2 separate regions of the Homo sapiens genome follow, and region 1 is linked to region 2. A link is a contact called in ENCODE Hi-C data. All regions are on one chromosome and are shown on one strand. The core of a region is the stretch at or near the end of the contact, and the rest is flanking DNA. Distances in the headings are between cores, read along the strand shown.

Evidence for each region. Hi-C counts contacts between places; a loop is a spot of excess contacts on that map. Pooled maps may share reads with other maps.
Region 1: a map of GM12878 shows a loop between it and region 2 (13-fold over the local background). The contact joins two enhancer-like sites. A Hi-C loop is called at or near these places in 4 of 168 maps with a recorded cell type or tissue (GM12878, MCF 10A, dorsolateral prefrontal cortex and 1 more), 2 of 37 single-sample maps with no recorded cell type and 6 of 50 pooled maps.

The regions. Positions count from the first base shown.
Region 1 is chr15:31,971,656-31,977,999 of GRCh38, forward strand. No RefSeq gene overlaps it. Among named protein-coding and RNA genes, the nearest start is that of CHRNA7, 56 kb to the right of the region's middle. RefSeq lists enhancers at 4,043-4,725, 5,291-5,857, 5,858-6,344. Within about 2 kb of position 3,653, at least 3 of the 41 ENCODE cell types and tissues checked have a DNase peak (open chromatin) inside an H3K27ac peak, as active enhancers do.
Region 2 is chr15:31,497,959-31,503,720 of GRCh38, forward strand. OTUD7A (OTU deubiquitinase 7A) reads right to left here. Exons shown (of 13, transcript NM_001382637.1): 9 at 5,733-5,762; 10 at 3,732-3,881. Among named protein-coding and RNA genes, the nearest start is that of KLF13, 170 kb to the left of the region's middle. Within about 2 kb of position 2,478, at least 2 of the 41 ENCODE cell types and tissues checked have a DNase peak (open chromatin) inside an H3K27ac peak, as active enhancers do.

The DNA.
Region 1 (6,344 bases), core at 2,403-4,902, 470 kb after region 2:
AAGTTTATATCAAATGATGCAGAAAAAAATTTGACAACTAACATTCATGACAAAAACTCTCAGCAATCTAGAAAAAGAGGGAACTTAGACAATTTGATATAAAATAAAGATAAACAGTAGACAAAATAAAAATATGACCCTTGTAATCACCTATTGAGGTGAAAGCTACCATGGTCTGGATTTTACTAATGGGGGTTTTGGTGTGGCAAGGAGACAAGAGGTAGCCTCCGGAATTTACTCAGCTCTTAAGTGAACAGGTAGGGACTTGAACCTGGTTGTTTGGCTCCAAGTAAGAAATAGAGTCCAGGTGGTCTGGCTCCGTAGCCTGGGATGGTGACCACCCTGCTGTGCTGTTGCTTACCCTCCAGAGCTCCCCACCTCCCCCAGCAGGTCCTAGACCTGGACAACAACCTGGTTTCTTGAAGGAGGTGATACCCATAGTACATAAACAGTGTTGGAACAGAGAGACAACATGGAGAACCTTCATCCCTCATTCAATGATAGGGTGGGGGTCTGGGGACAGCCTAGGCATGGGCAGACACATTTTCTGTGGCAGACGGAGGAGGCTGGGAGCTGGGCATTGCTCATGGCATCCGTGCAGCTTCAAAGTGCTCACCGTCTGCACCCTCACCCTCACCACCGCCTGCTGGCCACTCAGCAGCCCTGGAGGCAGACACTCCTTTGACCCTGTTTGACAGGTGATGACGCTGAGTTCCAGCGATGTTGAGCCTCAAGGTCAAGTTACCCAACTCCAGGAAGAGGTGGGCTTGGGTGGGGGCAGCTGGACTCCCCAGCTGCACTGGAAATTCTATGCCACATTGCCAGGAATGATAAATAACTCCTTCTGCATTAGGAAACAAGCAGGACTTCCTCAAGACAGACAAATGATTGAATATATAGAATTGTCCAGAATCACACCCCTCTTAAATGGATATGCTCAGACACACGAGTGGGACTGGAAGTGGAGGCCGGGTGAGGAGACGTTGGCTTTGCAGTCAATACACTTCTGTTTTGTTTTTTTTTTCCAACAAATGTATTCATGTGTTGCACAATTTTTAAAAAAGGTAAAAAGAGATGGTGCTATGTATATAATAGAGCTGTTATAAAAGTTTAAATTAAGTTATATAATAGTCGCAGTATCTGGGACATAGTAGGTGCTCAAAATAAACATTATTTTGCAAAGCGTCTTAGTCTGTTTGGGTTTCTATAACCAAAATACCATAGACTGGGAGACTTAACAGAAATGTATTCCTCACAGTTCTGGAGGCTGAGAAGTCCAAGATCGAGGCACTGACACATCTGGTGTCTGGTGAGGACCCACTTACTGTTTCATTGATGGCACCTTCTCCCTGTGTCCTCACATACTGGAGGAGGTTGCTGACTCCCTGGGGCCCCTTATATAAGGGCAGTAATCCCATTCATGAGAAACATTCAGACCACAGCATACATTTAAAATGCTTTACAGAAGCAGATCAAGTGAGACGATGATGGGCTCTCAGAGACCCATGCTCTTCTACAATCTATCTGCAAAGAAGACCTGGCTGGAGGTGGAGAGTATAAAAGCCAATCAGGACTACAGCGAATCAGGACGGTCTCTGATTAAAGGTGTTAACGACGTGACCTAGCCCTGGCTGGATGCAGTTCAGGGCCTCCCTGGGTCTTGGTTGCAGCCTTCATGAATATAACAGCCCCCCACACCACGCAGAGCAGGTTTTGTTCACTCAAGCCATGCAAGAGGCATGGGCTCAGCGTGCAGCTCTGTCTTCTCCAGCAATCTGTCCGGTTTCTGTCTCTTCAGCTCCAGCCACCTCCATGCGCTGCATGGAGCCCCTCCCTGCACTGGGTCCCAGAAGTTCTGCTTGTTTTCAGCGATCACACTCCCGCACTGTCTGTGGCTCAAAGTCTGTAAATAATGGTTTAGCATATTTCATCCACTTTTCTACCTGGACAGAAAGTGTAGTGTTGTTAGTTGGTCAGAGCAGGAGGTGGTTCTGTGTGTTTTGTCAGCCTTCCAGATGTCCCCAAGCAGCAAGAGAAGGAAGGGGCTGTGCACAGCCTTTGCCTGGGGCTTCCTATGTCCATCGGAAAGAGAGTGGATCGCATAAGCTCTCACAGAAAGAATGAATGAGCGAGTCAGTTGCTTCCCTGAATGGCTTTGTTCTGTTCTGGTGCATCCTCTGCTTGGGACCCACCTGCTAGGGCGTGGTAGAGTGAACAGCTACGTGTCTTTGTTCAGCACCTGCTTAGTGCCAGGACCTTTCTCTCTGCTTGGGAAATTGCCGTCTTTGTTTCACAGAGGATGAAGCTGAGGTTCGTAGGCTGAATTCTGGTGGCCCAGTTTTCCGGCCTGGGCTCCTTCCACTTGTAGAGTGGCCTATCTCAGTGCTGCCTATGCCGTTGGGAGGGGTGGTGGCAAAGGCAGACCAAGAGTCACCAGGCAATTTCTTAGGAGCCTGAAGTCTGCAATCCTCCAGTGAAGCTTTTCAGATGAATGTCCTTCACACCCCAAGAATTCTAGAAATGCTGAGCCCCTAGCCTGGAGGGCAGGCTTGGTGCCTGCAACAGAGCATGGGCCCAGCGACCCCTATGGTCTGAGAGAGAGGGTGAGGTGGGAGGACCATCCACTCTGGGAGACTTGGGCTGGCCTTGCAGACTGAAACCTCTCCTGTAAAGTGATGTGTGTCCTGGACCTGCAGGGAGGGAGGGGCCTCTGGAAGTCAGGCCGATTGCCAGGGTCTGTGAGGCATCTTCTGAAGCCCAGGCCCTGTCTGGCTTTTTCTTGCCAGGAGTCTGGCTCTCTTGCTCCACATGAATGACTGAAGTTATTTGAAGAGGTCCCCCAGAGAGTCATCAGGCCTCTGGTGGAATTGCAGGGGCTCAGGGAAGGCACAGAGATAGGGCTGTAATGCCCGGGGAGGGAGCGGCCCAAGGCCTGCCCCAGACCACTGCAAGCCTGGGTGCTTGGAGAGGAGACGGCCATTAGCATGGCTGTTAAGAGCCGCTGCTGGGGGCACTGGCAAGGGACCTGTTCAACAGCTTCACCCACTGGGCCATGCACCTGACAAGCATTCACCAACCACTCTTTCTGTCTTACAGGAAAGTGATGGGGGTGGGGAGCAAGGTTGCTTTGGCCTGAGGTCAAACCATCAAGATCTGCATATGTCTACAGTTATTGATCCTTCTATTAGGTAAAGAAAAGAATTGTATAAAAACCATTCAGAGCTGCTGAAGATGTTGTTACACTTGCCAGATCTGGGAACTGCGATTTTCCTTTGCAGCTTCAACAAGAGAAGAAATCTCACAGGGGAGGAAGGGGTCGCTGAGCGTCCTCGGCCCATGGATACCTTACTTTGTGGCGCCACCTAACGGCTAAAGGTTAAAATTGCAAATCTTAAAGATTCCTCCGGCAGAGGAAGAGGTGGGAAGGGGCCGGGTTTTTGAAGAGCAGGCTGAGAGAGCTTTTTTGGGAGATTTGTTTCCTGCTTTCTGGGCACATGCACCTAATGACGATACAATCCTACGACCCATCTCTGATTCTTCCCCTGACCCACTCTGGTGTAGCCCTGCGGAGATAATTGGCAATTGCAAAGTCACCTGCCTTTGACTTCTGACCCAGTAACCCAGGAAACCTTGCCAAAGATACTCTAGCAAGAAATACGAGTCGGGTTTACACGTGCCACACCCTACGGAATTTTTTGTTATCGTAAGAGACTCAGAGCGATTCACATGTGCATCAGAGAGGGCACTGATGGAAGCAAACCTCGTGCATCCCACAGAGTTACAGCCAGCAGCGCTCAGGCTGTGTGGCTGCCGCAAGTGCCCCTGAGCCCCCTGAGCCCCAGTGGCTGGCGACAGCCCCGCTCCATGTCGCCTTCATCCAAGATCTGCGCCGCGGGGCGGCCGCCATCTGGAGCACGGCTGGCCACGGTCAGCCCTAAGCTGGTGGGTGACACTGCGTCTGCGCACACTTCGTTGCTCAAAGCCAACTGTATGTGCTGACTGGGTGTGCCTTCTAGTGTCCTGTGTTCCTGCTGAGTGCCTAGCATGCATACTTCCTTTGTGCGCCCAGTGTTGTGTGCCTGTCACTGTGTGTCCAGTATTGAGTTATGTGCATGGTGTTATGCACCAGGCATGGTGTGTCTGACTTTGTTTGCCCAGTGTCGCGTAGCCAGCATCTGTGTCCAGCCTGTGTTCTTGCCATGTGCCTGGCCCTGCATGCCTAGTGTGGCACCTGGCTGTGCATACTCCGCATTGTATGCCGGGTTTGTTTGCTCCCGTCTGTGAGCCTTGCAGTGTAATCCTGGAGCGTATGCCCTGTGTTGTTTGCCAACTGTGTGTGCAGGTACTGTGTGTACCTGGCGCTGTGTTCCTGCTTGTTTGTGCCTAGTGGGCATGCCCAGTATTGCATGCCTGGTGTTGTGTACCTGGTCCTGTGTGCCCAGTATTGAGATCCCAGAGTGTCTGCCCGGCCTGGGTGCCTGCGTTGTGTGTCCGGCCCTGTGTGCTCAGGTTTGTGCATCCAGCTTGGTGGGCCCAGAGTGTGCCTGGCATACGGGCTTAGTGCTTTCTCCCTGGCATTTTGTGCCTGGCATGTTTGCCCAGCACTGTGTGCCCTGCATGGTGTCCCAGAGGCTGCGCCTACTATGGTGTGTCTGGCTTTGTGTGTCTGGCATTGCATGCTCATTGTTGTATACTTACTGTGTGTGTCCAGCATGGGGCGCCTGCATTGTTTTCCTGGCCCTGTGGTTCCAGAGTTCTGTTTCTGCACTGCATGCCTGGTGTTGTGTGGGTGGAATTACATGGCTGGTGTGTACATGGCTGGTATGTGACCCAGCGTTGTGAGCTCAGTGTGGTGCTCCTGGAGTGCCTGGCCCGGAGTGCCTGCTGGTGTGTGTGTGGTATGTGTTTGGCATCATCTGTCTGAGGTTTTGTGCATAGTGTTGTGTTCCCACAGTGTGTGCTGGCATTAGTGCCTGGACTTGTGTGTGCCTGGCATTGCACCCTGGCTTCTGTGCCCAGCATGGTGTGTCCCAGTGTTTTGTGCCCTACAGTGAAGCTCAGCATTGCGTTTGGTGTGTGTGTTCAACATGTGTTACAAGCATGGGTTCTTGCCGTGTGTGCATTGTGTATGTGATGCTGTGTCCCTAGAGTGTGTGTAGCATCTGTGCCTGGTGTGTGCCCGATGTTGTGTTCCTGCAGCGTCTGGTGTTGTCCCCAGTGTGTGCCAGTGTGTATTCCCAGTGGGTGTGCCAGCTTGTCGGTCATGGTATGCCTGACCTTGTATGCCCAGAGTTGTGTGTCCAGTGTGTCCCCAGCTTCAGTGTCTGTGGCTGGAGAGTGTGTCTTTCCTTCTGTGTCTGGTGTTGTGACCCAGCATGGTTTGTGTGGCTGTGTATGCTTGGCAAGCGTGCCCACTCCTGTGTGCCTGGTGCTGCGTGACTGGCACGTGTACCTCGAATTGTTTGGCTGACAGTGTGTGCCCAGAATTTTGTGCCCACTGTGTGGGCCTGTGTTGTGTCCTGTGCTGTGTGCTCTGTTGTTAGCCCTGTGTGTGTGCTCTGTGTGTCTTGTGCTGTGTGTCCTATGCTGTGTGGCCTGTGCTGTGTCCTGTGTGGTGTGCCGTGCACTGTGTGCCCTGTAGTGTGTGTCCTGTGCTGTGTCCTGTGTGGTGTGCCGTGTGCTGTGTGTCTTGTGCTGTGTGTCCTGTGCTGTGCGCCCTGTGTTGTGTACCCAGTACTTCTGTGTGTCCTGGGCTGTGTGTCCAGCACATGTGTCTGCTGCCCCACTGTGCTGAGTCCCAACACCCACCTGTGCGCCTGGCACTGCCTCGTTGTTGGGGAGGACACCCTGTGTGGCCGTCCTCGCCACCTGCTCGAGCAGAGCTGAGGATCCCATCGTGGCCTCTGCCCTCACTTCCACCGCAGTTTGCCTTCCTTCCTGGGGACACTCCTGCCTGGCAGCTCCCCATGTTTAGCCTGTTCCAGGGATCAGCTTCCACCCCAGGCACTCTCCATTTATTTGGGGAGTTCCCACAGGATGAGGCCCTTAAGGGAGTCCCTCCTCTCTACTGGGGATACCCCTGAGCAGGTGGGGACTCCTGTCCTTCATTCAGCTCATCCCCAGCCCTGGCTGGAGCTTTCCCTCCTTTGCGGAGGTGGGCTCAGGCAGGCCTCGCTGGGGAGCTCACCAGGCCCTGTGCGTGGGGCTCTGCAGGCCCAGCCAGTCCTGACTCTGCCGTGAGCCCCGCACCAGGATGGGAAGTGCCCTGAGAGCTCATCTCCTACCACCTCCAGGGCTGGGGCTGGCGCCTCCTCCAGCCTGGCATCTGGCCGCGGCGGTCTCCC
Region 2 (5,762 bases), core at 1,228-3,727:
CAGACCTAGGCAGCACCTGTATGCACCCAGCCCTTCCCAGTGCAACCTGCTGGCCAGGCCGAGAGCTAACATGTACACATGGGTATGCTCTGCACGGCTCTATATCCACCCAAAGGGAAGAGGAGCTGTGGAGATGGGCAAGGCTGTGCTTGGCTTGTTTGGGACTTTACCAAGAGTTAGCTGCCATTTTGGACTGTAGAGCCTCCTGGGGTATTTGAGGGTATGCTCAGCACACCTGTGTCCCCTCTCTGTGTAACTGGGCACCCCACATATGGGTGCCAGGATCTGATTGCTTCATTGAGTTTTGCAGTATGGCTGTGTGAGAATATTTACAGAAATGCAGATTATTTTATTACATTGGTTTCCTTTGATTTCTCCTGATGTGGGGGTACTAAATGGACTTTATTCCAACACAGGTAACATTATCCATGAATTTCATTTCAGGGTAATGAAGAGTACACTGGACAATGTTTGCTATAAAAGGAGGGGAGTTGGGATTGTTGCACTGGATGATTCCAAAGTTCTTTCCTAGGTTCTATGTTTCCAGGAACTATGCGGCACCTCTGCTTCTCCTGTTAATTGATTTGATTTTTCATAATGTACACATTTGCTCAGTGGCCAGTAGGAACTGACCTGAGCTGGGTGCTGAGAGAATGCCCAGATCTGGGTTTCACAGAGCTCCCCTGCAGGCCATTTTAAGATGTGGCTGCAAGGAGGCTGCTTCCTGCAAAAAGCTGAAGGCCCAAGGCTCAGGTTGTCAGGGAGCAAATGACTAATGTCCTCCCCAGGAGAAAGCAGGTGACCATCATGTGTGGAAGCTACCAAGAAAGAATGCATACATTTTATCTAAAAAGTCCTAAGATAAATTTGCAAAGCCTGGGCCACTGAGGTTGCCCATAGCTGACCAGTCCCACCAGCTCCTGACCTTCCACCTCAAGCCCTTCCCTCTCCCCATGTTGCATGCCTAGCCTGGGAAATGGGAGGATTCCTGAACTTGAAGATGGTCAGTGGCGGCATCAGCAGTAGCCGGGCCACGGCAGTAGCACCTATAAGAGGGGGCTTCCCTTAGAGGGAGAGGCACTCGATGAGAAGTTTAAAGAATGCTTCATGGATTTTTAAGCCTCCAGGAGCTGGACACATGTGGATGAGACATGATGGGGCATGTAAACAGAGGAGGAGGAAGTGGGTGGTGGGAAGAAGGGAGCCTTGTCTCAGCCTGAAATACATTTTTTATCTCATTTCCAGGCTCTCAAAGCATCGTTCCGCAGGCACAAGGATGCGGTGTCTGCTCTTCCTGGGGCTTGTGATTATTGTATCTATTAGCCTCTGTCACAGGGTGCTGTTTATAGGACGGACAGGGTACCATGGCAGAGGGTGACACCTGTGCTTCACAGTGGGGGCCGGTGGCATCCTGGGGCTCGATATTCTGGAGTCTCCCATCTCCTGCCTCCCACCAGGTCCTGCGACTTTGCGGTCTGGCCAGCTCACTCCAGCAGGCCTGAGTCTGCAGCTCATCCTGGAAGCTGCAGCCTCACTGTGATTTCCACGTCCCTCTCTGCTGAGATGTCGTGTGACTTGAGAGCACAGCTGGGACTCTGTCCCGTCCCCACAGTGTCCTTTGAGGCACAGAGGGAAGGCTGCAGAGGTGAAGGTCTAAGGGGGCACAAGGGTGCAGGTGACAAAGAGCGTGGCCATGGCACCTGCCCTGCAGTGGGTCGTGGGGACCTTATGGGTGAATGTGCAGCCTGGCCACAGGATGGTCTTAGAGGCAGGGACCTGCATCGCCCCAGGAGGATCCCAGTGGGCTGCTTTGACTGTGAGGGAGCCAAAGACCCACACCACAGTGGCTCTGAGAGGTGCACTGGGACCAGATCCCAGTTTTTAGAAACCAGGTCATCAGAAGTGAAACCACCCACAACTCTGCAAGGCCCTCCTGAAAGGTCCCAAGCCACAGCGCCCTCCATGGGCATCCTTTGAAGGGAGGATGCTTTCATATGTGCCTTGAAAACACCAAGCAGCAGTATCTGGAAGGCCTGGAAGAGTACTCGGTGCCTTTTGCGAGGAGGGGGTCGGGTATCTGAACCCCATGCTCGGAACTGGGAGACGCTGGCCTTGGGACCATCACCTTCTGACCACAGAATCTCCCTGGGGACTGGACAGAGGGCCCCGCCCCTGGCCGATCCCAGGTCCTGAAAAGGCCCTTCTGGTCTCCCAAGAGGCGGGGTCAGCCCTACGAAGAGCTAAATCCCCGGGAAGGAGGTGCAGGCATTCCGCATTCCGGATTGAAAGTGGGGAGACAATGGAAAGACCGGAGCACCTCCGAGGCCTTACTGATTAAATCTTTCCTTCTGTGGCCAGTGCCACATCTGCAAATAATAAAGAACCATGATGTGACATTCTTGTCACGGCCGGCTGTAGCCTCCAGTCGTCTCTCTTCCTGTGACTTGGGTTCTGCGGCTGCACCACGCATGTCAGCTCCTGGGAGCTCTGCATCTGCTCTTGGGAAGGGGTCTCAAATGCCCTGTGCATTTCTCACCTTCAGCTTCTGCTCCACAGCCCCAGCCTCATTCCCGACTCAACTGCCAGGCCAGGAAGTGACACGCTGGTGCCGCCTCTGGCGGAGGGCTGGGGGAGGCTGGGTTCTGTTCATTTGTCTGTGTCCTTTCCTTCCCAGCTGTCTACAGGAAGGAGTAGCATTTGGGAGTCCTAGGGGTGCAATCTTGTTGCTATATTTACTTCCTGAGCTGCACACTCAGTGGAAAAGGTCAGAAGCAGACACCCCTGAGCTTCCTTCCCCCTGTTGGCCCTGGACAGGGCACTTCCCATTCTCTGGGACCATACCTAATGGCAGGGACTCTGAAATAGTTGGTCTTGCCTGTCCGTCTGTCCCCTGGGGGAGTGAGTCTCTGCCTATACTACAAACAAGAATGACAACAGGAAGGGGTTTCCTCTCCACTCAGCTGGTCACACATCCATCAGTAGCTAACATGAGAAAACAGCAATTGTTCCAAACAAAATCCCCCTATTTCCCCAGTAAAGACATTGACTGGTGCCCTGGAATTGTGCAGTGCACAGCCTGTGGGCTGGCCCAACATCAGCAGCACTGAAATGGCTGCTTAGAGGAAACTCAGCTGCAATGCTTTGAAAGGAAATGTTGACCTTTTGAGTTAAAAGCTTACCCTGGAGCAGGGGTGAGCAAACTCTTCCCATAAATAGCTAATTAGTAAGTAAATATTTTAGGCGCTGCAGGCCTTGGTGTCTGTGGCTGCTCCTCTCTCTACCACTGTAGTGCAAAAACGGCCACAGATGATGCATCTGTGAATGAATGTGGCTCTGTTCCAATAAAACTTTATTTATAAAATGGGTGGTGGGCCATAGTTCATTAATACTTGCTTTTGAAGTTTTTTTCCCTTTAATTTATATCTAAGACTAATTGCATTCCTATAAAATATGTATACATGTGAAAGGGAAAACAGTAAAAGCTATTTAAGGGTAGGTTGCCTTTGTTTAGTATTTTAAAGAGAATGTTGTCTTTAACATTGTTATTTTCAATGAAAACGTTCACACATGCATAAGGTAGCTTTATGCAAAAACTGTCACTGCTGAGTGTGCACAGGTGTGCTTCTAAGGGGGGGTCTCCACAATCCACCTCCCCGTGCAATGGGGTCCCTTCTGATGGCTCTGCCCCCACCCTAGGCTCCTGCGTGCACTCTCTTGGGAGACAGGCATACCTTGTTCTCTTTGCTGGTCTCTCTGTTCCATGGACACAAGGGCAGAGAAATGGGCTTGATCATAGGCCAGAACCAGAGGCGAGCAGTGGCATCTGTTGGGAGGGACCTCCAAGGGCAGGTAGATCCCTCCGAATGGGATGGGTGCGAACGCTGTGGACACAAACCAGGGTGAGGGTGTGAGGAGCAGCCAGCTCGAGCTGGGAGGGGAGGCCCCTGCATCCCTGTCCCTCACTACCCCGGGGGGACTCCGTGGAGAAGCGGAGGGACAGGAGGGGTGGATGGAGGCGGTGCTGAGGGATGGGGCTGAGGGTTTCCAGAGTCATCTGTCTGCCCCAGGACTCCTGCTGCCCTGAGACCTGCACAGGTGTACAGGAGCCCCAGGGCTGGGATGACAGTCACCCGAGATTGGTCAGAGCAGTTGCAGCCTGGAAGCCCACCTTTTTCTGGATGTACTTCTTCCTTTCCTAGTGTTTGGTAAAGCATTTGTATACAACAGAGTATGTGCGCTTCTCAAGGGTGTATATTTGCTCTATGTTTTGAGAACCTCTTCTATTGAATTTGAAGGAACCAGTCAGAGAGCTCCAGGACCAAGATGTAAGTCAGATGGGAACTGAGAATCAGAGGGATCAAGTCCTTCAGTGACAGGGACACAATTTCACTCATTTTCTTACTTGTAAAAAAAGAGGGCAGAAAAGCCTAACACCCTCAGCAAAATAGAATAACTTCTGGAAATATCTGTCCTAAAGCAGCATCTGCTTTGAGGTCATGAAACGTCTTTACTTTTGGCCCTAGAGTGAGTGTATTGCTGCACTCCTTGAGCAGAATTCAGGGACGGTAATTTCAGGGATGTCTTTGATGAACTCTTATGAGTTCCTCCGCCATCCTCACTTTGTCTAAATTGATCACTGTGCTCACAGGAGAGTCAGACTGAGAGGCGACAGGGTGGGGGTACCTGCAAGAGGGCTGTGAGTAGCATGGTAGGAAGCGTGGACCTTCCTCTGCCCCGCAACTCAGAGATCTGATGGTGCTGGGAGCTCAGTCCTGGGCTTACGCAGCAGTGCCCTGATGCAAGCCCTGGTGTTGCACGGAGACCTGCAGACCTCAGCAGGCCCGCGTCCCTGAGCCACACAGGGAAGGGGGTGGGCCAGGCAGGACCTGTGTCCTACCAGTTCCCTGGCTACATAACCATCGTGGCCACATCAGATTTTTTATGGCAGCTGTGATTTAGCGTGAAGAGCCACATCCTGATTCGTAGAGCTCCCTGGAAGACCTATGACTTTTGTTAAGGTGCAGGTGTAAATTCAAACTGGGCAGCTGCACGCTGGAGGGAGGACAGGCTTTGGATCACTCCCTGCCCTTGGCTGATCCCCGCTGGGGACATTGCCTAGCCTCTCTGGGCTTCAGTTTCATCTCTGTAAAGTGGGGAGGGTGGTGTCCACCCTGGGAGGTTGTAGCAAGGGCTGAATGGAGGAACATTCTAGAAGGGGCTGTGCACAGAGTGTGGCTTTTGGTGGGCAGGCCATAAACTGCCCTTGCCTCTTTCTCTGCCAGTTCTGATTCTACCATAGCTTTTGCCAAATGACTCTATGCATTCTGTCTTCCTTTCTTTTTAGTCTTTAACACACATGTGGTCTGCGGAGGGGTGGGAACACACCTGAGTGACTGAGTGCCTCCAGGACATGGCCCAGGGCTGTTGGAGGGGTGTGGGCTGTCTGCTATGCCCTAGGCACACGACAGGAGACAGGAGCCCCTCTGGGCTTGGTCCTGGTCCTCACATGACCAGATTTCTCCTGGCCACCTGCCGTTGATAGGCAGGGCAGCTAGTCAAGAACAATCTCTGCTGCCATCAGGGAGGAGAAAGAAACACGTCGAGGAGATCTTTGCACAGAGTGATGCTTTGTGGCCTCTGGGAGCTCGACCTTGTGCTGTGCTATCTGCTTTCTAGCTGGGATGCTATGCTTTCTGTGTCATGAATACAACACATCTCTTTGAGGAACTTACCTTCTCCACCTGAGTCTCTTAACATTGTAT